3 separate regions of the Homo sapiens genome follow, and regions 1 and 3 are each linked to region 2. A link is a loop called in an ENCODE intact Hi-C map of the cell type or tissue named here. Cell type or tissue: heart left ventricle. All regions are shown on one strand. Links, peaks and the distances in the headings refer to the core of each region. The heading gives the core; the rest is flanking DNA.

Region 1 (5,000 bases), core at 1-5,000, 67 kb before region 2:
CCGAGATCATGCCATTGCCTCCAGCCTGGGCAGTAAGAGTGAAACTTCGTCTTAAAAAAAAAAAATCTTTTTAAAGAAAACTTAATTGAATATATTATTGATGTGTTTGTGTTTGAATGCGTATAGGAACAAAAAATTTAATTGTTGTCTACTTTTATCCATGTTCAGGATTATGAAAGTCATGGGGATTTTAGAAATAGTAAATACTGTCATTGTGTACCGATGCCTTTGTTTTGTATAGCTGCTTATATATAGTGTCACAGAAACAACTAACACAGAATGGTCTCTCATTAGTGACCATGCATATAACTTTCTACCAAGGCATTTTGAAAGCCATATTAATGGTTTGAAGTATCTTTCATTTACACCTTAAGTAGATCTTTTTCAGGAAAGCAGATTCCATCTAACATTATAAAGAAAGCTTAAATAAATGGGCATATGTACTGATGCTCGTGTTATCTGTTGTTTTAAAAGCCTTTGGAAGACTTTATGGGTAAATATTATCACATAGAATGAGATATTTTTATTTCTCTACAGAAACAAAAAAGGAACTGGTCCTAGAAAGCAACCCAAAGTGGGAGGCACTGACTGAAGTATTAAAAGAAATTGAGGCAGAAAATAAGGAGAGTGAAGCTCTTGGTGGTCCAGGTAGGAAAAAAGGAGATGAAAACATTTGCTTCCAAAATCTATCAAATGAGTCCTGATTTAATTAGCTCTTTAAAAGTAGTTCAAGACTAGCCTGACCAACATGGTGAAACCCTGTCTCTATTTTAAAACACTGCTATTTTATCTATAAAATGTAGACAAATAAATGGCAAATGAACACTGAGATCCTAGTGGCAACCTCATTTCTGTTCGTTTGATGTTGTTTTCTCCAGGTTGAATCATTGTATATTCATGAAAGCAGGTTTTTAAACTAGTTGGGTTCTTAGAACTTCTATTTAAAGATTGAGCTAATCTCTACACATATTCACCAAGCTTTAAATCTGGAATCCCCAAGGAATAAACTAATGGGTCTCCTGTTTTATATCCTCAGCCAAGTATCTTTCCAAAAAAGCCTCAACTCTTCTATTACTTCAATATGTAATGAGCCGGTACAAACTGAAGACATTGTCTAAATTGGCAGAGGAGACTAACACAATTCACAAAAGAGGAAAAATCCATTTGGAATTAATTTAGGCATATATGAGATCCTCTGGAAAAAAATATTAATTAAAAAGAACTTCTTTAAAGCCCCAATTACACCACAGTTGTACTTTCATAAGATTAAATAGTCTGGCTTCAACTTTACTGAAAAGATTTAAGTAATCTTGCCAGAGAGGAGAAAGCATTTGATCAATACCTAAGACCCTTTTTAAATAGTTTGTAAATTGTGGATCTTTAATACCAAAGGGTAAGATGTCTTCCCTTCGGGTGAAGGAATAAGGGGGCACAGGGAAACTAGGAGGACAAGTGAGGTAATAGTAACATAATGTTGTTTTCTATTTTCAGGTCAAGTACTGATTTGTGCAAGTGATGACCGAACATGTTCCCAGCTGAGAGACTATATCACTCTTGGAGCGGAGGCCTTCTTATTGAGGCTCTACAGGAAAACCTTTGAGAAGGATAGCAAAGCTGAAGAAGTCTGGATGAAATTTAGGAAGGAAGACAGTTCAAAGAGAATTAGGAAATCTCACAAAAGACCTAAAGACCCCCAAAACAAAGAACGGGCTTCTACCAAAGAAAGAACCCTCAAAAAGAAAAAACGGAAGTTGACCTTAACTCAAATGGTAGGAAAACCTGAAGAACTGGAAGAGGAAGGAGATGTCGAGGAAGGATATCGTCGAGAAATAAGCAGTAGCCCAGAAAGCTGCCCGGAAGAAATTAAGCATGAAGAATTTGATGTAAATTTGTCATCGGATGCTGCTTTCGGAATCCTGAAAGAACCCCTCACTATCATCCATCCGCTTCTGGGTTGCAGCGACCCCTATGCTCTGACAAGGGTACTACATGAAGTGGAGCCAAGATACGTGGTTCTTTATGACGCAGAGCTAACCTTTGTTCGGCAGCTTGAAATTTACAGGGCGAGTAGGCCTGGGAAACCTCTGAGGCAAGTTATAAAGAATCACAGCTTTCAGTTGCACAGTTCTTTAGGATTTAACCCAGAAACTATACCAGTTGCATGTTAGTTTTCTTTAATATCCGTTACGATGCTGCTTATGTTTATGAAACCTTATTTTGCTTCCTGATGAATCTGGGAAGTTGGATAGGAAGGATGTCAAGTATCACAGCAGAACAACAAACCAAGGGGACTGCTCTTGTTCTCGTTACGTGCTGCTGTGCGTTCTCTCCTTTATTCTTTGGGTATTGGTTTGCATCGTATGGGGTACTGTATCTGAAAAAGTCTGGGAAATGCATAATATTCTAATTTCTAACAAAAGTTAATATAACTGTGACTCGGCTAAGTAATTTTAATCTTCTAAAATATCTTTCCTATAAATTTTAAGAAATGACTCTAAATTACATCCATATAAAACTAAAGTGTTGGGGGAATTACTGTACCAGGTTTTCTTGAGTTTCAAGATATATCAGATGAAACATCTACAGAAATATCAGATGAGAAAATGATGCCTCCCAAAGAAGATAGTGTTCTGGCTTTCCAATTATCTGAGGGGAAATAAACAGCAAAATTAATATCCTGAACTCAGTCTGAACCAAAAACGGAGCCAAAAGAAACCTTCCCCTAGCATTTTAACTAACACAGCCTTTCAGAGTAGAGATGAATGGAGGAGCTGGATCAGAAATAATGCAGGATGAAGAGATTAGATGAGGCTGGTAAAATAATTATAGGCTGGTAAATTTTTTGTACCGTGCTGTTGATCAACTTTGTAGATAGCTTATGTACACCAAGCTTCTTTCTTGCCTGAGAACAGAATAGTGTGGTATTTGGGAGCAAAATGTTAGAATCAGAAGGGACCTGGGAGTTCAACCACTTACTCTATCAACGGGAAACTGAGGCCCAGAAATGGTGACTGAGTTGGCCTTGGCCACATGACACATCCGTGGGAGAGCTGAGTCTCTTGACTCATCACCCAATGATCTTTTCTCTGTTTACACTTCAAAGAATTATCATCTAGGAAGATAACAGCTAAAAGAAAAACCAAGGCTCAAAAAGGAAAATAGCTTTGACTGAAGGTGAAGCAAAGGGACAGAGGAGGTGCTTAATTCAGCTCTCTTAGCAACAAACAAGATGGAAAAGCAGGCCTTTTTTTTTTTTCCTTTTTTTTTTTTTCTTTGAGGCAGTGTCTTGCCCAGATGCCCAGACTGGAGTGCAGTGTTGCAATCATGGCTCACTGCAGCCTCAACACCTCCCCCTTTCCCTGACTCACGTGATTCTCCCACATCAGCCCCAAGTGGCTGGGACTACAGGCATGTGCCACCATGCTCAACTAATTTTTTTTTTTTTTTTGTAGAGATGGGGTCTCAGTATATTACCCAGGCTGATCTTCTGAGCTCAAATGATCCTCCCACCTCAGCCCCCCAAAGTGCTGGGATTACAGGTGTGAGCCACCGTGCCCAGCCTAAAAACCAGGACTTTTCTAAGAGAAAGTAGATCAAATTATTCTTTGAGATGCCTGATGTAATCCATACGTCTTCCATGCCCATGTATTTATATAAAATGTGTGACCGCTGTATTCTGTTAAGACATGAATTAAAAAAAACGTTCATAGGCTGGTTTTCATAACTACTGTCCAACTTTTTAAATGATTGTTTGGCTGAGGTACAAAGAAAGAATTGGAGAAGCCTCTAAAATTTGTGTGTTTTTCTGTTTGTTTATAGTTATGAGGAGAGAATTATTCTATCCCTCTAGTTATATTTCAGTGTTTACCTAAACTCGTTTCTTCCTTTTGGCAAAAGAAAATAAAAAATGCCCTGTGTGGTAACGAGACCTTTAACAGGTGGGGTTTAGGCAGCTTAATTTGAGCTAGTGTGTGATAAATGAAACCTTTGATTCTTAGTCAAATATTTGTTATTTGAGCGCTCTAGGTTGCTGATTTCACATGTTCTGCTGTTCCTTTCAGGGATTAAAAATGCTGTTTTTCCAACCTAAAAGTTCTGTCTTAACATGCAGGGTTTACTTTCTTATATACGGAGGTTCAACTGAGGAACAACGCTATCTCACTGCTTTGCGGAAAGAAAAGGAAGCTTTTGAAAAACTCATAAGGTAATACATAGAAAATCAGTATGAAAGCCCCAACTACATTGGAAACCTCTGGATGGGGGAATATCAGATAGTCCTGCTCAGGAAGGATAGGGCAAGGAAGACGTTGGAGAGGATCACATTGAGATAAACCTGTGGTCTGAATTGTCCTCCAGTGTAGATCTCAGCACATACTTCCTTTTTCTCTTCCCCGTCTCTTCCTTCATCTCCAGTTGCTTTTCAGTGGTTTGTTTAATAGAATATTAGAAATGTGACAAAGACAACTGCTTTTTTGTTTGTGAAGCAGTATGATAAAACACGAGAAATATAGCTAAAATACTGCTTTTCTAAGAAATACATTAGTAAATCTCCCTCCTCCCTGCCTTATGCACAATATGTCCTTGGGTGGGTGGCTGCTTTACCGTTTATTGGGAAATGCTTTTACAACACAGCCAATTATGATCACCATCAATAGAATCACTCTGGGAAAATATTTCTTAGGAAGTGTGTTGTTTGTCTGGACATACACGTGTATGTTTTTAAGAATGAGTATCTGGTACTATTCCAAATCCAAGTAGAAAATGCCCTTCCATTTTACGAAAGGAAAATGGTGAGATGTTCACAAACTGGTTGGCTACCTCTTGCCCTGAAGGCATTCGATAAATCTGATAACCACCTACCAGGGATATTGTCAAGAAGATTGCAGCCTGGTGTGGGAAGATGGGCCAGATAATCTCTAAGGGCCTCAGAAGCCAGGGCAAGTGCTGGATGGGGCATCACAGAGCTGAGCCAGAGAAAGTTAGATCAGCAGAGACCATGG
Region 2 (10,494 bases), core at 2,879-7,878:
TTGAGTACCTACGTTGTGCTAGACACAGAACCAGGAACCAGGTGAGTAAGACAAGCATGATGCTTGCCTCATGGAGCTTACCGTCTAGAGAAAGGAGGGAGATACTCAAACCATCAACAAACACAATAATTTCAAGTGGTTTTACATGCTAGACTTGTCAGAGACCTCTCAGAGAGCGTGACATTTGAGTAGCAGCTGTGCAAAGATTTAAAGGAAGAGCATTCTAGACACAGGGAAACAGGAAGTAGAAGCCTCTGAGGCGTGCAGCAGGTTGGCTTAATAAATAACAAGAAATGAGTGTGGCTACAACTCAGCAAGGGGGTGAGTCGTAGGCAGGCCAGGTGTAGAGTGCGAATTTTATTTTGAATGCAGAGGAAGCCTTTGGCAGGTGAAAACATGACACTTCAACCTGAACTTATTGATCTACCTCGGGGTAGATCTGTGGCCTCAGTGAAATTTTGGGAGTAACAGACCTGGGATTCTTAGAACTTAGAGCCCCAGGTAAACCTACAGATGGAAAGAAAAGAAATTGGCCAGGCACAGTGGCTCATGCCTATAATCCCAACACTTTGGGAGGCAGGAGAATCTCTTGAGGTCAAGAGTTCAAGACCAGCATGGGCAACATAGCAAGACCCTCTACAAAAATTTTTAAAAATTAGCTGGGCATGAAGTTGCACACCTGTAGTTCCAGCTACTCAGGAGGCCGAGGCAGAAGGATCACTTGAACCCAGGAGTTTGAGGCTGCAGTGAGCTATGATCACACCATTGCATTCCAGCCTGGGCCACAGAATAAGACCCTGTCTCGAAGAAGAAGGGGAAAGAGAAGGTGAAGGAGGAAGAGGAAGAAGAGGAAGAGGGAAGAAGGAAGACAGAAGACAGGAGAAGAAGGAGGAGGAGGAACAAGGAGAAGGAAGAAAAATGATAATAAATTAATATTGGCCTGTTTCTTAAGCCTGGGAGGTTGAGGCTGCAGTGAGCCATGTTCATGCCACTGCACTCCAGCCTGAGTGACAGAGTGAGACTCTGTTTCAAAAAAAAAAAAAAAAAAAAAAAAAAAAAAAAAAAAAAAGGCCGGTCATGGGGGCTCACACCTATAGTCCTAGCACTTTGGGAGGCTGAGGCAGGCAGATTGCCTGAGCTCAGTTCAAGACCACCTTGGGCAACATGGTGAAACCCTGTCTCTACTAAAATACAAAAAATTAGCCAGGCGTGGTAGCATGTGCCTGTAGTCCCAGCTACTCGGGAGGTTGAGGCACGAGAATCACTTGAACACAGGAGGTGGAGGTTGCAGTGAGCTGAGATCTCGTCACTGTACTCTAGCCTGGGAGATAAGAGTAAGACTCTGTCTCCAAAAAAAAAAAAAAAAGAACAGTCACTTCTAACCTCAGAGGCTTTCCTGGGTAGGAGAGGATGAAACTGCAAAATGAATAAACCATATAACAGGTCGCTGCTTGTGGCTCAGCATATTTCTTTCCTTTTGGGGACAATGCCCTTCAGGAAGCCACTGCTTTCCTGTTCTTGGGAATAGGATTTGGCTCAAGCTAGTCAGAAATATTTTTCACTTCCTATCTCCACACCAAAGTGACTGGCTCTGGGATGGGCACAGAACCCAGTCAGAGCCAGTGAAACTCAAGAAGACATCGTCTAGAGCCTTCTGGCAAAAAAAAAAAAAAGAAAGAAAGAAAAAAAAAAGCTTTCTCTCTTTTGCATGGGAGCCATCAGTATAAAGATGCAAAGTTTAGAACCACTGCAGGCATTTGTGACCATGGGGAAGATTCTGGAACTGTTAGGGGCTGTGGGGGAGCATCGCATGGTGCCTGAGGATGAAGCCAACACCACAGAAGGTAGAGCGAGAGATGGAGAACGCTGTGTCCTTGTGAAGCCATTGAGCCCCAGGATCGAGCCTCGCCTGAAGCCAGGCCTATTGCTGGAGGTTTTAGTGGCCTCCACCAGTTAAATGCTCTTTATTATATAAGCCAATGTAAGTGGGGTTTCCTTGCTGCATAAAGAGCCTATATGATAGAAACATTGCAATAGGCACCCAACAACACTGAGGGCCTCCTCTGCACCTTCAGTTTCTAGGAGGAAGTAAGCCTGTTCCAGGACCCAAATAAATGGTCTCGCCTCCCCCTTCTCTATTTCAGTGTTTCCATGCCTCCTGTCACCATAGCACTGTGACTCTCATGGAAAGGCAGAGGAAGCAGAGGAGGAGAGGGTGCCTGTTTCCAGGCTGCGTTGCCACATTGGGGTGGGGGCTGGAGAGACAGAGAGAGAGAGAGGCGGCTCTAAGCCTGACATTTCAGGATAGAGATAACAGGGTAAAAATAAACTCCCAAGCGCCTGTAGCAGCACTCGCTTCTCTGGCTTCACAGTTATCTCTCTCTGCTTCGGGGACAGAAGGGTTCCTTTCGGGTCACCCCTTGGACTGCCCCTTCCCAGCCCCCGGCGGGGGAGGAGGACGCATAGGTCATTGATTTACATCTATCTGTCTACACCTGCTCTTTCACCGCTGGCAAGTCAAGGGATTGATCCCCTCCATCCCGTAGCCCCTCTTTTTATCCTGCAAATCACCTTTCACATCTGATGCTCCAGGAGCTCAGTGAGGTGAGTGAGTCAAGGGCCGGGGTCTCCCCATTTCCCAGTTGGGAAAAGCAGTGGGGCTTGGAAAGATGAAATGATTTTCCCCAAATCACACAGCTTTTTAGTGCTAATGTGTTCTGATCTAAAGCCAGGGCCTTTTCTGCCTTTCCATCTTCAATCAGGAGTAAAAGCAGTTTGATTCCCTCTCTGCAGGGCTTGTGGACAGCCATCCAGGCTGGGTACACACAGCTCCTGGGGGTGGCGTTCACATCACCTGGGACACAAGTATCATTGTGTGTCTCCTGACAACCACACCTCTCTGTCCCCTTTGTCCCCCTTCCCATCACACAGTGTCTGAGTTTTGTATTTGCCAGTGAGCCACCTACTTGCTTACTACAGAAGGGTGGCTGGGACGACACAGTGTCAAGGAACCCAACCCAGCTCTGCCACTGAGGTCCACAGAAGGTCTCTGAGCCTCAGTTTTCTAATCTTTAAAATGGTGATCAAAATAAACCAACGTAGGATTAAATAAACCATTGCATGCCAGGCCCTTGGCCTGTGCCTGATACATGATCATCTAAATGTTGGAGCTTCCTGTGACAATGACAGCTTTTCCTATGCTGGTGTATGGGTATAGCGACTACGTCCCTCACCCATGTCCGCAGTACCTGCCCTTTGAGTTCTTTCTCTCTCAGTGGCCAAGGATTTGCAATGAGCCATTTCATCAGTTAAGACGCTTGTGGTTGCAAGCAACCGAAACACTGATCCTCACTGGATTACATGAAAGGGGAATTTATTGGCTTGGTGGGTAGCTCCAAAGGCGGCCAAGGGTAGAGCCTAGCTTCGGGCACAGCTGGATCCAGGATGGAACCGATACCATCAGGATTGGGTTTCTCGGCTCCATTATCTGCTGTGAGCGCCCTCCTCATAGGGGATACAGGGGTTCTGGCATCTCCCCTTCTTGGGTTCAAAGCCAGTGGGAAAGATCCAGCCCCAGCATTCCCAGAAAAAGCCTCTTTGCATCTCACTACCCATCTAGAACCCATCACCGTACCCAAAGCAACGAAGACAAGCGCGGATGGCCCGAGGTGGGTCCAGTCTGCTCAAACCCAGATCTGAGAGTAGTGAACAATGATCGCCCAGAGCAAAATCAGGTTTGGCCGCCAGAAGCAAAGGTGACTTCAGCAGCCACCCACTCTCCTCAGCCTCGTGTCCCACGGTGAACACTGATGAACTGGCTTCTGTCATCCCAGGGAAGAGACGGGCTTCAAGCAGGCTGCAAAACCAGGCCGGCGGGCTCCGACAACAACTCTCATCCAAAGTTCCCTCGTTGCCATCTGCTGACCAGCTGGACCCACTGACCTCAGACCAGAACCTTCCCCAAGCTTGATCTGCAGCCTGCCACCTGGGGAACCCACTTCGCTGAATAGGAGCTGGAAATCTGGGCTCTTTTTCAGGCCTCTGCCATGAGGCACTGTATCCTTGTTCCAACTCAATTATTACTGATTCATTATTTGTCTTTCCTCTAAAAAGAACCAGCCATAACAAAAAGCCCCTCTCATGGTCTGTAGAAAATAAATACAACCAAAAGCAATACTATGATTAAAAGATAGCTGGTTGCTCTCGCTCGCTGTAAGCCTGAAGACTGGTGCTGTCATGGTTGCTAAAAGGCAAGATTAGGCCAGGCATGGTGGCTCATACCTGTAATCCCAGTACTTTGGGAGGCTGAGATGGGTGGATCACCTGAGGTCAGGAGTTCAAGACCAGCCTGGCCAACATGGTGAAACCCTGTCTCTACTAAAAATACCAAAATTAATTGGCCAAAGTTGGGGGTGCCTGTAATCCCAGCTACTTGGGAGGCTGAGGCAGGAGAATCGCTTGAATCCAGGAGGCGGAGGTTGCAGTGAGCCGAGATGATGCCACTGCACTCCAGCCTGGGTGACAGAGCAAGACTCCGTCCGGGAAAAAAAAAAAAGGCAAGGTTAGCAAGTGTCCGGGAGGTGTTAATGACCTAGGCTAGCACCAACTTGAGACTCGATGAAATTAAAACAACTGAAAACAAATTAGAAAGAGAATAACTTCTACTAGGTGATTCTGCTGCGTTGAATGCTGGAGGGGTACATTTCATGTAAGTTGCCTGCATCATCGACAATTCTCTCACGTACTGGTGAGTCTGCCACTCTAAATGTGTAAATACCGTTTATACTGGTCAACCAGCAACCACAAAGACACTCTTGAAGCTTCCTCTCTCTCCCCTCCTCCCCAAGCCTGCAGGAGAGATGGAAAAGAAGCGGGTAAGAGAACACGAAAGATTTCTTTAAAAATAATTATGGTAATTACGTATGCATTTCCAGGGGGAGATTCTGGGAATTATTCCTAAAAGGCTGGAAAGAATTTCCTCTTTTGATCTCGATTCTGAGCCAGAGAAAATCAAATTAAGAAAGAAAAGCAACAGAGAATTCTCGGTGGGGAGGAAGGAATGGGGTTGGGGCTGTTCGTGAGGTTCTGGGAGAAAGATGGAGAACAGGACTCCGACACCTTTCTCTCTAGATGTTGGTAGACTTAGGAGGAAGAAGTGAGAGAGAGAAAAGATGAGACAGGTGAGGTTGTGTCCTTACATCTTTCTTGCAAGGCTTCACTCCCTCCCCTTGAGGGGCCACAAAGATGGTCCCCCTTGAGCTATTGAGGACGTAGTTTTTTGTAGCTTTTCCCACATCACACGTGGCTGGCCAGGCATCCTCCACAATGGCCCTCCCTTGCAGAGGAGCCCTGTGAATTCCAGCCAACACTCCGAGAGCCGCCACAACAAGATGAGCAAGTGTAGGCGTGTGACGAGTTTTTTGTTTCTTTCTTTTTAATCCTCCCTTTCAGGCACAGGGAGAAATGGTCCTGTCACTTCTCTAAATTTTCTTCCGCGGTTGCTAAGCAGCACGCCTCTGCCCCTTCCACTTCCCTCTGCTCCTGCTTTCTTGTCTCTCTCCACCCTCCACCCCCGCACGCTCACAGTGCTCTTCCCTGCCGTGGTTTGGAAATCAGAGAACAGCCCCCAGGCAGTTTGCTGCTCCCAGAGCCACAGCAGTGCAATGGCAGTTCCCGACAGAGGCGTCTCCCAGCCTGCTCTGCAGAGCATGCACGTAGGTCCTGGCAGGGAAGACCACTGCTTGAGCCCCTCTGCATTCACCAGCAGAGCTGGGGCCGGCCGGCCTGCCTGCCTGCCTGCCTCCCTCCCTCCCTCCCTCCCTCCCTCCCTTCCTTCCTTCCTTCCTCTACACTTCTTTCCTTCTTCCTTCCCTCCCTGCCATGCTACAATAGCCTTTGCCTGGAGACTAGAGGGGGGAAACTCAAAAGTATGCAGGCACCAAACACTGCATTTCATGAGGGAATGAGGCTGGATGTGAGACGATAGGGAATGGTGAGGACTGTTCCCTAAGTACCTGCCTAAGGAGGCCTTGCACTAGCTCCAGCCAACTGGTGTTTCAAGGGAACCTGGGCAACTTCCAGATTTTTAAAAATCTCAATGCAGGACAAGCAAAAACCCATCTGTGGGCCTCCAGTCTGTGGAGGAGAGCCAAGCAGGGTCCATAATGCGGGTTTGTGAGACAGTTGCATTTGAGGGTTCGTTGGGTGGTTTTGGCAGCAGAATGGAGGACTGGTGGGAGGCAGGCAGGGACTGTGGACAGCAAGCCATGAGCCCCAGGAGCTCCTTGGAGAAGCCAGAAGGCTTGGTGGCAGCCCCGGACCTTGATTTCTGTAGGACCTTCATCCAGTGGATGGGAGAATGGCTAGCTGGACCGCAGACAAGTAACCGGGGTGGAGGGAATGGACTGTCACTTTTCCCTTGGTTCCCAAAGCCGCCCATCCTGTTCCATGATGCCAGGCCCTAGGCCAGAAGGACCACAGGTTAATCAGGGTCAGGCACTGAACAGATGGGGCCTCAAGGGATCCCAGAGGTCCACGGGTGAAGCTAGAATGATGTATCGCTTTTCAGCTAAGTTGCAACCGCAGGGAGTCACGGTGGGGTTACTGTGGGTCGGGTGGAAGTGGCGTAAAGAAGGCCTGTGCTCTGACCTCCTTTGGGGACATTCAGGGGCACCATGATCAGGCTCTCCCCCACTGGCCAGGATGGCCAGGACACAGCCCACGGGGCCCCATGGGGCTCTGTCTCCCTGCTCCCTTTCCCATTGGCCACAAAGACTTTGGATGACATTGAGACCTGAGCCAGACACAGGGACTGCAACCTTCCCAAAACAAACCAGCCAAGTCCCAGAGGGAGTGAAGGAATGGCCGAGTGCTGAGCTCTGTGCTGCAACTGACATTTGGAAGAGGAAGCTTCAGGGCCCAAAGCTCAGAGAATGCACTTCCTGGGTTCTGTTCAGTCACTGGAATTACCTCCATGACAGCTTTCTCCAGAAGCTCCTCTGGGCAGTCAGCATTTCCATCTACCCTGGTCAGCATAGAACCAGCTCCCATCTGTCCACCTGGATCTCAGTCTCAGTTTCTGAGGCCCGGTTCTCCCCCAGGGGCTGGGCTGCAATCAGCAGGGACTAAATCTCACTGCCAAGGGCCTGGGCCAAGGCATCCAACTCTCTGTGCTCCAGGAAGGGCTGAAGGAGCCTGCATGACTGGAGGTGGGAAGGCTACATCCAGATCCTCACACACCATCATCCCATTCCTTGGCCCCTGGGGGCTGGCACTGCCCTGTGAGCCTCCAGGAACTGATGAACAACAGCTGAGAACACAAAAACGATCCATGGAGAATGACAGAGCCAGCTTATTTCTACATTTCTTTGTTTTTTAAAGTAATGAAGGGAGCTCTCTTCAGAAGCCTTTGGTTCCCTTGGCTTTTCAAAGTAGTAAGGAAGGGAGGAAGGAAGTTGAGGCTCTTAAAGTCAGTTCTACTCAGGGAGTACTGATTGATGGCCGATCACACACCGTGCAAAGGAATGTAGGGTCCAGTACAACCTGCATCACCCAGAAAGATTCAGCAGAGAGTGAGAGCCTCGTCCTCAGCAGGCAGGGGAAGCCAGGCACCTTGCAAGGGCTTCTGCATTCCATCATCACTAGTTTCAAGGAGCAGGTGGTATGATTCCCATTTAGCAGATGGGAAAGTAAAGCCCAGAGGTATTTAGTAATTGTTGAGAGGCCATGCTGGTAATGAGGGCAGAGCGGGGACTCAAACCAGGGCTGTCTGGATGGTTGCAAAGGCCGTACTATTTTCTGCAGAACACCAACTATGGGAAAGCATGTTCCGGAGATGGTCCCAGAGATTGCTGGATTCAATACAGGAAATGTTTTATTGAGTGTGGGGAACCTGAAAGGGACCAGCTTTTCCAGTCCAGGGCCCCCTTAGGCCAGTCCCCCAATTCATCCATCAAATACACATGTCCAGTTTCTGCAGCATTGGAAAATGCCTGGGAAATTATTTCACAAAGAATTTCAAGCAAACAGAAAAGGTATGTGGGATAATATCATGTTCCACTGCCAAGCTTAAGAATGAATGTTACGGCTGGGTGTGGTGGCTCATGCCTGTAATCCCAGCACTTTGAGAGGCTGAGGCGGGTGGGTCACTTGAGATCAGGAGTTGGAGACCATCCTGGCCAACATGGTGAAACCGCATCTCTGCTAAAAATACAAAAATTAGCCGGGTGTGGTGGCTCACACCTGTAATCCCAGCACTTTAGGAGGCTGAAGCGGGTGGATCACCTGAGATCAAGAGTTCGAGACCAGCCTGACCAACATGATGAAAACTTGTCTCTACTAAATACAGAAAAATTAGCTGGGCGTGGTGGCGCATGCCTATAATCCCAGCTACTTGGGAGGCTGAGGCAGGAGAACCACTTGAAGCCGGGAGGCGGAGGTTGCAGCGAGCCGAGATTGTGTCATTGCACTCCAGCCTGGGCAACAAGAGCAAAACTCGTCTCAAAAGAAAAAAAAAAATACAAAAATTAGCTGGTTGTGGTAGCACGCGCCTGTAATCATGGCTACTCCGGAGGCTGAGGCATAAGAATCGCTTGACCAGAGGCAGAGGTTGCAGTGAGCTGAGATCACGCCACTGCACTCCAGCCTGGGCAGCAGAGTGAGACTCTGTCTCAAAAAAAAAAAAAGAAACGTTAGAATTATAGTTGAAGCAGCCTGTGTCTCTCTCATGCACTAACCATTTGTGCCCTTATAATCCACATGCATGTCTTTCTGCGTTCGCTGCCCTTGTATGTGTTCTAAACAATAGTATTGTTTGCATGTTTCAATATTTTCATATAAATGATATGTTGTATGTATCCATATGCAACTTTTTTTTTTTTAAAGAGCTTTATTAGCTGGGTGTGGTGGCTCATGCCTGTAATTCCAGCAATTTGGAAGGCCAAGGCAAGAGGATTACTTGAGCCAAGGAGTTCAAGACCAGCCTGGGCAACATAGCAAGACCTCATCTCTACAAAAAATAAACAAAATTAGCTGGGTATGGTGGCAAATGCCTATAGTCTCAGCTACTTGGGAGGCTGAGGTGGGGGGATTGCTTGAGCTCAAGAGTTCAAGGCTGCAGTGAGCTATGATCGCACCACTGCACTCCGGCCTGGGCAACAGAGTGAGACCCTGTCTATTAAAATAAAGAAACAAAGAAAAGAAAACCAGCTTTATTGAGATGTAATTCGTACACCGTACAAGTCACCAATTTAAAATGTACAAGTCAATGGCTTTCAGTAAATTCAGAGTTGTACTGCCATCACTACAATCAATTTCAGAACACTTTCGTTACCCCAAAAAGAAACACGGCCACCTTCTCAGCCATCACCCACCAGTCTCCCCATCCTCTCTTGGCAACTCCTAATTTCCTTTCTGTCTCTATAGAAAGGAAGTGTTCCTATTCTAGACGTTCCATATATGGAATTCCACAGATGGAATGCCATTTATAATGGAATCATGGACCTTTGAATCTGACTTCCTTCACTTAACATCATGCTTTTAAGTTCCCCCATGTTGCGGCAGGGATCAGTTCTTCATTATTGACAAAGAATGTTTCATCATATGTATAAAGCACATTTTATTTATTCACTCATCAGTTTACCATTTGGGTGATTTCCACTTTTGGCTATTATGAATAATACGGCTATGAACATTCATGTACAAGTTTTTGTGTGGACATATGTTTTCATTTCTCTTCTATATACCTACGAGGGAAGTTGCTGAGTCATATGGTAACTCTAAGTTTTTGAGAAACTGCCAAACAGTTTTTCAAAGCTCTGTGCTACTTTACATTCCCACCAGCAATGTGTGATGATGGTTCGAATTTCACTACCTCCTTGCCAACAGTTATTACGATCTGTCTTTTTTATTATAGCCACCCTAGTGGGTGTGAAGTGGTATCTCATCATCTCATCATGGTTTTGATTTGCTTTTCCCTGATGGCAAATGATGTTGAGCATCTTTTCAAGTGTTTATCGGCCATTTATTTATCTTCTTTGGAGAAACGTCTATTCAGATCCTTTGCCTGTTTTTAATGGGGTTATTTGTCTTTTTATTATTGAGTGGTAATCATTCTTTATAGATTCTAGGCACAAGTCTCTTATCAGATATACAATTTGTGAAAATTTTCTCTCATTCTGTGGGTTGTCTTCACTTTTTTGACGTCTTTGAAGCACAAAAGTTTTCCATTTTAAAGTCCAATTTAGCTGGGCATGGCGGTACATGTTTGTAGTCCCAGCAACTCAGGAGGCTGAGGTAGGAGGATCACTTGAGCCTAGGATTTCAAGTCCAGCCTGGGCAACATAACAAGACCCCATCTCTTAAAAAAATAAAGTCCAATTTTTCTATTTTTTCTTTTGTTGCTTATGCTTTGGGTATCATATCTTAGAATCCATTGACTAATCCAAGGTCATGAAGATTTCCTCCTATGTTTTCTTCTAAGAGTTTTATAGTTTT
Region 3 (10,494 bases), core at 2,889-7,888, 45 kb before region 2:
GTTCCTTTAATTTCAGAGTTGGAAGAAATGAATTATCCTTTCAACACCTCTGGAATTTATTGTAATCTTTCAAACAAGTTTAATTATTGGTTACTGATTGGCTCATTTCAATGATTTAATTACATTTGCTTCTTCAAAATGTAGATCTGTATCCCTTTTTAACAAGGTGTGAGACAGGTTATTTCTCAACATGTTTTAGTGTCTGAATAAAACTTTGGCAGACTAACCCCTTAGTAGCGGCACTGTAACTCACATTTTTTTAAAATCACTTATGCATTATCTCATTTAATCCTCATAACGAAGCCATGAAGGTACTATTATTTAATCTTGTTTTACATGATGAAACTGAGACACAGAGACGCTAAGTAATTTGCTCAAGGTGGAACCATGATTTGATACCTTGATGTACAGCCCATAATGAAATAGTGGGGTTATGGGGGGTAGTGGGAAACATTTCTGTACACTTCTATGTATCTGATTACAAATATGTCATAGAAATATGTCATAGAAAATGCAAATTGGTTTTTTGTTTTGTTTTTTGAGACGGAGTCTCACTTCATCGCCCAGTCTGGAGTGCAGTGGTGCGATCTCTGCTCACTGCAACCTCCGGCTCCCGGGTTCAAGCGATTCTCCTGCCTCAGCCTCCCAAGTAGCTGGGATTACAGGCGCATGCCACCACGCCCAGCTAATTTTTTGTATTTTTAGTATAGATGGGGTTTCACCATATTGGCCAGGATGGTCTTGATCTCCTGACCTCGTGATCCGCCTGCCTCGGCCTCCCAAAGTGCTGGGATTACAGACATGAGCCACCATGCACGGCCTGCAAATTGGTATGTTTTTATATCTCTCTTAAAGTGTCAAAAGGAAGTATGTAAAACTTAGATACAATAATACTGAGTTTCCTCTCTGTGTAGAGCTAGATATTTAGCAGTTGCCTAGGCTGCCTCTGATTTTCTAGGGCCATATGCCTCTTGGTCACTGATTAGGAAGGCTATTTTGCAACTTCATAAGAATAGAGGTTAATTTAAATAAAACTGTTGGCCATGCAAATGATTCTTGTCCAGTTGCATTGCAAAGGTCATTGCCTAGTGTAGCATTAACCAGTTTTGCATTTTTTCACAAACGTATTTCTGCACTCCTTTGACCAACAAATTCCAAATCTCCAGGTCCTTGACTTTCTTCTGAACCAGTCTTAATGATTTCCTCATTGAGTGAGTCAAATAAAATCTTTGACTTCTGTTTTGTTCTTTTTGTATAAGAGGCATGGTTTTAACTTTTTTTTTTTTTTGAGATGGAGTCTCGTTCTGCCACCCAGGGTGGAGTGCAATGGCGCAATCTTGGCTCACTGCAACCTCCGCCTCCCGGGTTCAAGCGATTCTCCTACCTGAGACTCCCAAGTAGCTGGGATTACAGGCATGCACCACCACGCCTGGCTAATTTTTGTATTTTTAGTAGAGACCGGGTTTCGCCATGTCGGCCAGGCTGTTCTCGAACTCCTGACCTCAGGTGATCTGCTTGCCTTGGCTTCCCAAAGTGCTGGGATTACAGGCGTGAGCCACCGCGCCCAGCCTATGGTTTTAACTTTTTGAAAATTGTCCTTTATAATGGTATTGCCAGCATGAGCTCCTGAAGCTCCCATATAATGATAAAACCCTGTTTCCAGCCTCATGCATCCTAAAGTTATAAAATAGAAGAGGGTAATATATATACACATGTATATATATAAAATCAAGAAATATATATATTTCTTAAATATGTAAGAAGTATAACGTACTAATACATTAACATTGAAAACTATGATTAGATATTAATTTTAAGAACTACAAATTTTAAGATGCTGGCATTTTTCAATGGACTCATCCTCATTCCGTTTACAAAAGCTCAGCTGAATATTTAGTCTAAGTTTCTTTTCTGTGTAGCCGTTGACTATCAGTGTTAAAGAGGCTGATTCATGAATGAGAAAGAAAAGGAATTTTTGATAATCCCAAAGATCTATTTGTGTGACTAAGATATTTCTACGTGAGAAGAACACAGCTCTCTGAGGCCTGAAAGGTAAACAAAATCAACTCAAGATTTTAAATAAAAGAGTTTCCTGGTTTCATGAAAATAGTAAATAAACCAGGTCTAATAAAATGGTAGTATGGCATATTTGAGATGGTAATATTTAGGGACCCTTTCCTATAATTATGAGTTCCAGAACTTGGTGTCAATTAAAGAGTCCTCTTAACTGAGTAAAAGATTTGCCTCCCTGTGCAACTTTATTTCTGGGAAGGGTGACACCCAACAGAAGCTTAGGAGAGAAGACAGTTTAGTAGACCAAGAGAAGCGTGACCAGGCAGGTTTATTTTCAGCGTCAGGCATTAGTGCATAAGGCAGAGGGCTCTCTCTGGGTTTGATGCTATAACAAACAGTCCACGCCATCGAGGGACATTCAGTCTTGCAGTGAAGAGAAGTCAGAGGCAGAAAATGAGCAGGTGGAAGAATAAAAAATCCACAAGAGAGATAGAAGTGTTCCTGAGGTCAGAGGAAGAGGTCATATCCCTGCAGGGAACAGGAATAGCCTCAGAGAGGAGGTAGAATTCGAGATGGGTCTTAAAAAACAGCTAGGATTTCAGCAGACAGATGCAGGGCTCTGCACTTCAGCCCCGGTCTACCACATTAGTGAAGAAACAGATGGGAAATAGAATAATGTTTAAAGAGGGAGTTGTGAACGCTAAGTAGGAGCAATACGAGGGCCATATTGTAGGAGTCTCTTAAGGGCTAGGATGAGGAGTTCTCATTTCAGTAGAAAAGCGAATGTTCAATTAAGGAAAAAATGAACCAGAAGACTTTTAAAATTTTGGTCTGGCAGTAGAGATTTTGAAATGGAAAGGAACTAATATTAATTTACAGTGTGCCATGTGGGTTGTGTATGCTACCTTTACAGACAAAGAGACATACTGAGAGATTAAGTGACTAAAGCCACAGTGGAAGGACATTGCAGATTCAGACTCCAAAACCTGTCATCTTTCTGCCAGACCTTGCTGTCTAGAAGGGAGGATTGGAGGTGAAAAGACCACCTCAGAAGCTGTTGTAACAATCTAAGCAACAGGTAACGAAGGCCAGAACTAGAATGACAGCTTTCGAAATGGAAGGAAGGACAATCTTTGGAAGGTGGCAAATGAAATGTATGCCCGGGAAGAGTCTAAATAATGCCTACTTTTTAAGCCTGGGCTCAGGAGATGATGAGACTGTTGAAGAGAAAAGTTAAAGTCTAGAGAAGGACTTGATTTGGAAACGGAGAAGTACAGTTTTGATGGGAAAGGAGAAGTACGGTTTTGATCAGGTTGATTTTGAGATAGCAGAGAGCCAGGGGACAGTCTCAATACAAGATGTAGTAGGGGTTGGGCGTGGTGGCTCACGCCTGTAATCCCAGCACTTTGGGAGGCCAAGGTGGGCGGATCACTTGAGGCCAGGAGTTCGAGAGCAGTCTGGTCAACATAGTGAAACCCCCATCTCTACTAAAAATACAAAAATTAGCCGGGCGTGGTGGTCCACACCTGTAGTCCCAGCTACTTGGGAGGTTGAGGCGTGAGAATCTCTCGAGCCTGGGAGGCTGAGGTTGCGGTGAGCGGAGATTGCACCACTGCACTCCAGCCTGAGTGACAGAGACAGACTGTGTCAAAAGAGGGGGAAAAAAAGAAAGATGTAGTAGGCATCTGCACTGAAGTGAGAACTGAAAACATTGGCTGAATAAATAAGTGGTTAAGGTAAAGAAACCTGAAACGACTAACAGAACGCTAAAAATGCCTACACTTAGGAGGTGGCAAGATAGAGACAGAAAATTAGAAGAAGAAACTGAGTCATCCAGCAGCCAGAATGAAAACAGGAGGGAATTTCAAGGGAGTGACCCACAACATCAGGAGTTGAGCCGTATGAGCGCTGGCGGCCTTCAAGGCAACAATGAAGACAGCGCTGGTCATCCTGTGTGGTGTGTCCAGGAGACCTAGGGGCACACGCCCGCCTGGGGGTCTGAGGAAGCCATGGGGGGTGGTGAGGATGAAGAAAACGAGGATGGGCAGGCTGAACAGAGGGGCGATTTTGCTTGTTGGTGATCAGGATGAGGGAGCAGAGCAAAGTGGGAGAAGGAAGGCACTAGAGAGAGAACAGAGAATTAGGCAGAACCAAAATTTAGTATTGTGGGGGATGGGGGTGGAGGGAAAAAAACGAACGTGGTTTTGCTTTTCTTCCTTTCACACCTACAGAAAACCTGTTTTTGTATTGAATTGCTTCTTCTTAAAGACCAGCATCAACCTGATCATGCTCCCCACCATGTGAAACGGAATGGGCACGCCACGATAAGTAGTAATGAGCCTTTTCGGCAGCCTTCTGTTTTAACAAAAAAACGCTGCTGTTTGGCATTGAAGTTTGCTTGTGTTTAAGCTCGCGGTGGAACAGCCTAGGACCCCTCTCTGTTTGTAACCTGGCTTTATAATTTTGTTATTATTTAAAGCCTCCCTTTCAGCGATTTTTTAAAACCAAAATATATGCTGGCTAATGTCATCTGGAAACTGAAAGTCGATGTTCAGCAACTCTCACTCGCCAATCCTACAACTTGGTAAGGATTTTTATTTTGGTCGTACTGAGCTTACTGTAACTGGGGCGGCTGAGTTGCTATGGTAATTTGTTCTCAGAACAGAGCACTTTGCTGCAATGCATGGAAACAGCAGATAAATCTACTTTATGTTGACTTGATTGTGACATTAATTCTAGTTGAAACATCCTCCATGCTCCCATCAGGACTCATGTATAAGAATTTTAAATTGGAGCCAAGAAGGCATTGGCTAAAAGAATTGCAACTTCGGCTGTTTAAACCCAGGCCTTCACAATTCATGCAACTGAAGGCTGTTGGCTCACAGCCTAGAGCGCTGCCCCGGGGGCGGCTTGCAGCTGGGGGAAGGTTCATCACTGAGGCAATTATGTGGTTAATTGCTCCAGTGTGGGCTTGGGCTGAGAGTTGTGACTCATGCCGCCCTCTGTCACTAATAGATGGGGGTAGGGGGTAGAGTGGACAGGACTCAAGGACTTACTGAAAACTCAGCTGCCTTTTCCCTTTCCTCTTGCAAATAAATCTGTAACTCACTAACATCTGCCCTGGAGATGTGGGAGGAAGGTAGACCTCAACTCCAAGACTTGGTGCTCCCGGCCTCCATTGGTAGGGGTCCCCATTAAGTCCCACGTCCTGAACTACACTGGAGCCCTCGGACACTTTAAGGATCACTGCACTCCGAATTGGGGTGTATCTTCCTCCAATTCTTGCCTAACCATGACAGAGGAGAGACAAAAACTAGATGCCTGACTTCGAGCATGACTCATTATAAACAAATAGAGGACAGATTGACTTCCTCTTATCAGAGCCCGAGTCTGCGCCCCAGGACACAGCATGAGTCAGACTTGAAGTCCCAAGTCTTGTTGGGAATTTTCCCCCTGAGAAAGAGGTAGATTTTTGAGTAGAGTTCTGTTGATTTCTTGAATATTATCAGTGACCCCATGTTAAGCCCTGGGCTTCTGCATCAGGTCACATCCCTTCGAAACCAATAGAGCTTCCAGAGTAAGGATAAAAATTGGCTGTGCTCACAAAGAAACTCATTTGGAATTGATAGAAATGTTTGTAATTTTAGCGGTGATGGTTTTGCAATGTATAGATGTCAAAATCATAAAAGCATACACTCAATATGTGCAGTGTATTGTATATAAATTATACTTCAAATATTTTTTAGAAGAAACATAGTTTAGCAGGAAAAAAAAAGATGTAGTAGGCACCTGCATTGAAATGAGAACTGAAGACATTGGTTGAATAAGTAAGTGGTTAAGGTAAAGAAACCGTAAACGACTAACAGAATGCTAAAAATGCCTACACTTAGAAGAAGGGAAGATACAGACAGAATATTAGAAGAAGAAACTGAGTCATCCAGCAGCCAGAATGAAACAGGAGGGAATTTATAGGGAGTGACCCACAACACCAGGAGCTGAGCAGTATCAGCGTAGATAGCCTGGTGGCCTTTGACGCAACAATGAAGAGAGCACTGGTCATCCTGCGTGGTGGTTAATTATTATTATGATTTATCATGAAGTTCAGTGTTACCTCCTCCCTTCCCCATCCATACCGATCTATTGCTTGTATTTGGGTGCAAACACACACAGAGTACCTGCCTGAAGGGATCATGAGGTCACAGCATCCAATGCTGATCTCAGACTCCCAGAGTGTGTGTTAGTAGGTAACATTTATTTTTACTCAACTCCGTATTTCACTAGGTAAAAGGGAATGAAGGCAGTCGGGATAGGTGAAACCCAGGTTGTGACAAATTTGGAGGAGGGTGGGGGAGCTGTTGGGTATTAGATTGGTGCAAAAGTAATTGTGGTTATTATGCCAGGAGCGGTGGCTCACGTCTGTAATCCCAGCACTTCGGGAGGCGAGGTGGGTGGATCACTTGAGGTCAGGAGTTTGAGACCAGCCTGGCCAACATGGTGAAACCCATCTCTACTAAAAATACAGAAATTAGCCGGGCATGGTGGCCAGTGCCTGTAATCCCAGCTACCTGGGAGGCTGAGGCAGGAAAATCATTTGAACCCAGGAGGAGGAGGTTGCAGTGATCCGAGATCGCACCACTGCACTCCAGCCTGGGTAACAGAGCAAGACTCGTCTCAAAAAAAATGAAAATCAAAAAATAAATAAAACATTTTTTAAAAGTAATTGCAGTTATTGCCATTATTTTCAATGGCAAAAACCTCAATTCCTTTTTTTTTTTTTTTTTTTTTTGAGATAGAGTTTCCCTCTTGTTGCCCACACCGGAGTGCAATGGCGTAACATTGGCTCACTGCAACCTCCGCCTTCCAGGTTCAAGTGATTCCCCTGCCTCAGCCTCCTGAGTAGCTGGGATTACAGGCATGTGCCACCACACCTGACTAATTTTGTATTTCTAGTAGAGACGGGGTTTTGCCATGTTGGTCAGTCTGGTCTCGAACTCCTGACCTCAGGTGATCCACCCACTTCAGCCTCCCAAAGCACTGGCATTACAGGCATGTGCCACCGTGCCCTGTCCGCAGTTACTTTTACACCAACCTAGTAGCAAAGGAAAAAGAAGCACCTTCAAGGTACCCCACCCCAGGCGGCCACAGGACAGGAGAAGGCTGTTTTTGCCTTCAGGTTTCAGCAAATTCAAGTTGAGTCAAGCCAACAGCATGACAGCATGCAAGAGCTGTGCCATTGGGCTGTGGCCACAAAACACACACACGTGAAATGACTTAAAGCTTGGAAACCAGCACACCAGGGAGCAAATTAATTTAGGGAGAAATGAATACGTGTGTGCTTAGATGGCACAAAAGAAAGAACAAAGTCTTTCGGCAAGCCAGGTTAATCGAAGAGCAGGCAGCCATGAGGGTGGAGTGGCCCGGATTTTTTTTTTTAATGTAAATAACTTCAAGTGGGAAAATATGAACGTGTATCCATGCATGGACTTGCTTATGATCTTCTGAAAAGTACATGATCTCTCTCTATTTCAGATAAATGCCCTTAATGATGGGAAAGGAGGCTTTTCCTTCCTCTTGCTGTAGATATTCTGGAATATCTACTTCTGACTGCTAACCTTGCGGGAAAGGTCTTTCATTTTGACTGCTGACTTCATCCAAAAGGAATTAATTATTTCTTTCATTTTCCCTTCAGTCTCGGTGAGGCCAGCATTTTCCTGCTGCCATCTTTTGGCAAACAAATTCAACATACGCAAGTGATTTGGAGAATTTGCCATCTTAATAGGAGGGTCAGCTGGGCCCGGTGGCTCACACCTGTAATCCCAGCACTTTGGGAGGCTGAGGCAGGCGGATCAGTTGAGGTCAGGAGTTTGAGACCAGCCTGGCCAACATGGTGAAACCCCGTCTCTACTAAAAATGCAAAAATTAGCTGGGCATGGTGGCAGCCGCCTGTAATCCCAGCTACTCAGGAGGCTAAGGCACGAGAATTGCTTGAACCCGGGAGGTGGAGGTTGCAGTGAGCTGAGATCGCGCCACTGAACTCCAGCCTGGGCAACAGAGCGAGACTCAGTCTCCAAATAAACAAACAAGAGGGTCATTAATATAGGCAGTCTTTTTCTGAATCTCCTAACCTCTCAGTCACTGTCACTAAATCTGTATGTGTAGTGTTTGTGTGTGTGTATTTTTTGACCCTCTGGATTCTGTACCTATTTTGAAGGCGTGTCCTTGCCACAGTGGCTGATCTCACATGTCCTTAATTTCCAAAGACAGTCCCAAATTTTAACAATTCCTTTGACATCCCTCCATAAATATACATTCATACTTTGTAGGTCATTTTCTGCTATGTAAATATGATCTATCGGAAGAATGTTTCATTCAACAAGTGTTTTCTCTTGACATTCGGGGTCTTAAAAATTATTATTTGGAAAACAATGTCAGTTTATTCCACAAACATTCATGAAGCGTCTTCTGTGTGCCGGAAGAGAAAAGCCCAGCCCATAGTTTGGAGTTACAAGTTGTAGTTTTCTCCAAGTCTTAAAGAGTGCAAAAAGCAAAGCCAGCTTTTGTATTTGTAATGATGGAATTACAGTAAAGTACTCCTTAGATATATTTTTTTGAAAATAACACTCATTGCCTGGAAATGACCAAAGCGTCACAGCACTGTGATCTGTATTACAGAGTTCTGGGTGCTAAGAGCATAGGTTACAGGAGTTGTAAGAGTATACTTCTCCATGGCAGACTGCCAAGCAAGGGCTTATTTCACATTTAATGCCTTGTAGGAAAAAGATAGCCCAAGTCGAACAGATGAGAAAGTTCAGTCGTCTTGAAAAGCAAAGAACCCATGTCCTCAGCTGTTCGGATCTTCAGGCTGTTCGCCGGTTTCGAGGAGTGGTGTCAGAGGGCAGTTTTGAAATGGGAGAAAAGGTTTATAAAAGGAAAGACATGTTCCAGGTAGATCTTTGTAATGTTTTCCTGAGAGCTGACCTGGAGAAGCTTTTGTGATGTGGTTTTTTGCTGGGGCTCCAAACCTTTGATGTATCCCTTCAAACTGAGTCTTCCATCTGTAGTCCAGATTTGAGCTTCCGGCATTTCCTCTAGTTTATCATCTTGTTTCTTTTATCATACACTACTGTTTGTTTAAGATAGGTGTTTTTGTTTTTAATTGGGCCACTAGTGCCTAGAATCAGAATAATTATAATTATTGGTTTATCAAACACATCACGGACCCATGCATGACCTGCTCTCATTCATTTAGTTCGTCATTTTTATTTATTTTTTATTTATTTTATTTTATTTTATTTTTTTGAGACAGATTCTCGCTCTGTCACCCAGGCTAGAGTGCAATAGTATCTCAGCTCACTGCAACTTCCGCCTCCCGGGTTCAAACGATTCTTCCGCCTCAGCCTCCTGAGTAGCCGAGGTTACAGGCTCCCACCATCACACTCGGCTAAATTTGTGTTTTTAGGAGAGACGGGGTTTCACTATGTTGGCCAGGTTGGTCTCAAACTCGTGACCTCGTGATCTGCCCGCCTCGGCCTCCCAAAGTGCTGGGATTACAGGCATGAGCCACCACGCCCAGCCCTCATTCATTCTATATAACAATATTTTTGTACCAATTCCCCAGTCTCACTCCCATTCCCCACTACCCTCTTCAGCCTCTCATAATCATCATTCTACTCTCTATTTCCATGAGTTCAATTGTCTTAATGTTTAGCTCCCACAAATAAATGAGAACACAGGAAGTTTGTATTTCTGTGCCTGGCTTATTTCACTTCACATTATGACCTCCAATTTCATCCACGTTGTTGCAAATGATGGGACCTCATTCTTTTTTATGGCTGAATAGTACTCCATTGTGTATAAGTACCACATTTTCTTTATCCATTTGCCTGTTGCTAGACACTTAGGTTGCTTCCAAATGTTGGCTATTGTGAATAGTGCTGCAATAAACATGGGAGTGCAGATGTCTCTTTGGTAAACTGATTTCCTTTCTTTTGGGTATATACTTAGCAGGGCAATTGCTGGATTATATGGTAGCTATACTTTTAGTTTTTTGAGGAACCTGCAAAGTATTCTCCACAGTAGTTGTACTAATCTACATTCCCACCATCAGTGTACAAGGGTTCCCTTTTCTCCACATCCTCGCCAGCATTTGTTGCCTGTCTTTTGGATAAAAGCCATTTTAGGCCAGGCACAGTGGCTCATGCCCGTAATCACAGCGCTTTGGGAGGCCGAGACAGGTGGATCACGAGGTCAGGAGTTCGAGACCAGCCTGGCCAACATAGTGAAACCCCATCTCTACTAAAAATACAAAAAATTAACCAGGAGTGGTGGTGGGCACCTGTAATTCCAGCTACTTGGGAGGCTGAGGCAGGAGAATCGCTTGAACCCGGGAGGTGGAGGTTGCAGTGAGCCAAGATCGCGCCATTGCACTCAGCCTGGGTGACAAGAGTGAAATTCCTTCTCAAAAAAAAAAAAAAAAGCCAT

Evidence for each region. Peaks named below come from ENCODE experiments on the same cell type or tissue, not always from the same donor. Only the 100,000 strongest peaks of a DNase experiment are listed, where the experiment ranks them.
Region 1: it touches region 2 in a loop (2.3-fold over the local background); 23 of 110 quality-filtered maps call a loop at or near these places.
Region 3: it touches region 2 in a loop (1.8-fold over the local background); 24 of 110 quality-filtered maps call a loop at or near these places.

What each region holds. Positions count from the first base shown.
Region 1 is chr16:13,933,655-13,938,654 of GRCh38, forward strand. It overlaps ERCC4 (ERCC excision repair 4, endonuclease catalytic subunit), which reads left to right. Exons shown (of 11, transcript NM_005236.3): 7 at 538-648; 8 at 1,492-2,089; 9 at 4,112-4,204. Among named protein-coding and RNA genes, the nearest start is that of ERCC4, 16 kb to the left of the region's middle. In heart left ventricle, for the core only: a CTCF peak has its summit at 1,976; no DNase peak of the experiment used is centred there.
Region 2 is chr16:13,997,842-14,008,335 of GRCh38, forward strand. It overlaps a transcript of MRTFB not described here. Among named protein-coding and RNA genes, the nearest start is that of LINC02185, 13 kb to the right of the region's middle. In heart left ventricle, for the core only: a CTCF peak has its summit at 5,667; DNase peaks (open chromatin) are centred at 5,630 and 6,670; H3K4me3 peaks cover 740 bases; H3K27ac peaks cover 2,916 bases.
Region 3 is chr16:13,952,593-13,963,086 of GRCh38, forward strand. No RefSeq gene overlaps it. Among named protein-coding and RNA genes, the nearest start is that of ERCC4, 38 kb to the left of the region's middle. RefSeq lists silencers at 3,558-3,627, 4,868-4,917, 4,938-4,997 and enhancers at 4,085-5,284, 5,098-5,217. In heart left ventricle, for the core only: no CTCF peak of the experiment used is centred there; DNase peaks (open chromatin) are centred at 4,929 and 5,389; H3K4me3 peaks cover 1,297 bases; H3K27ac peaks cover 1,574 bases.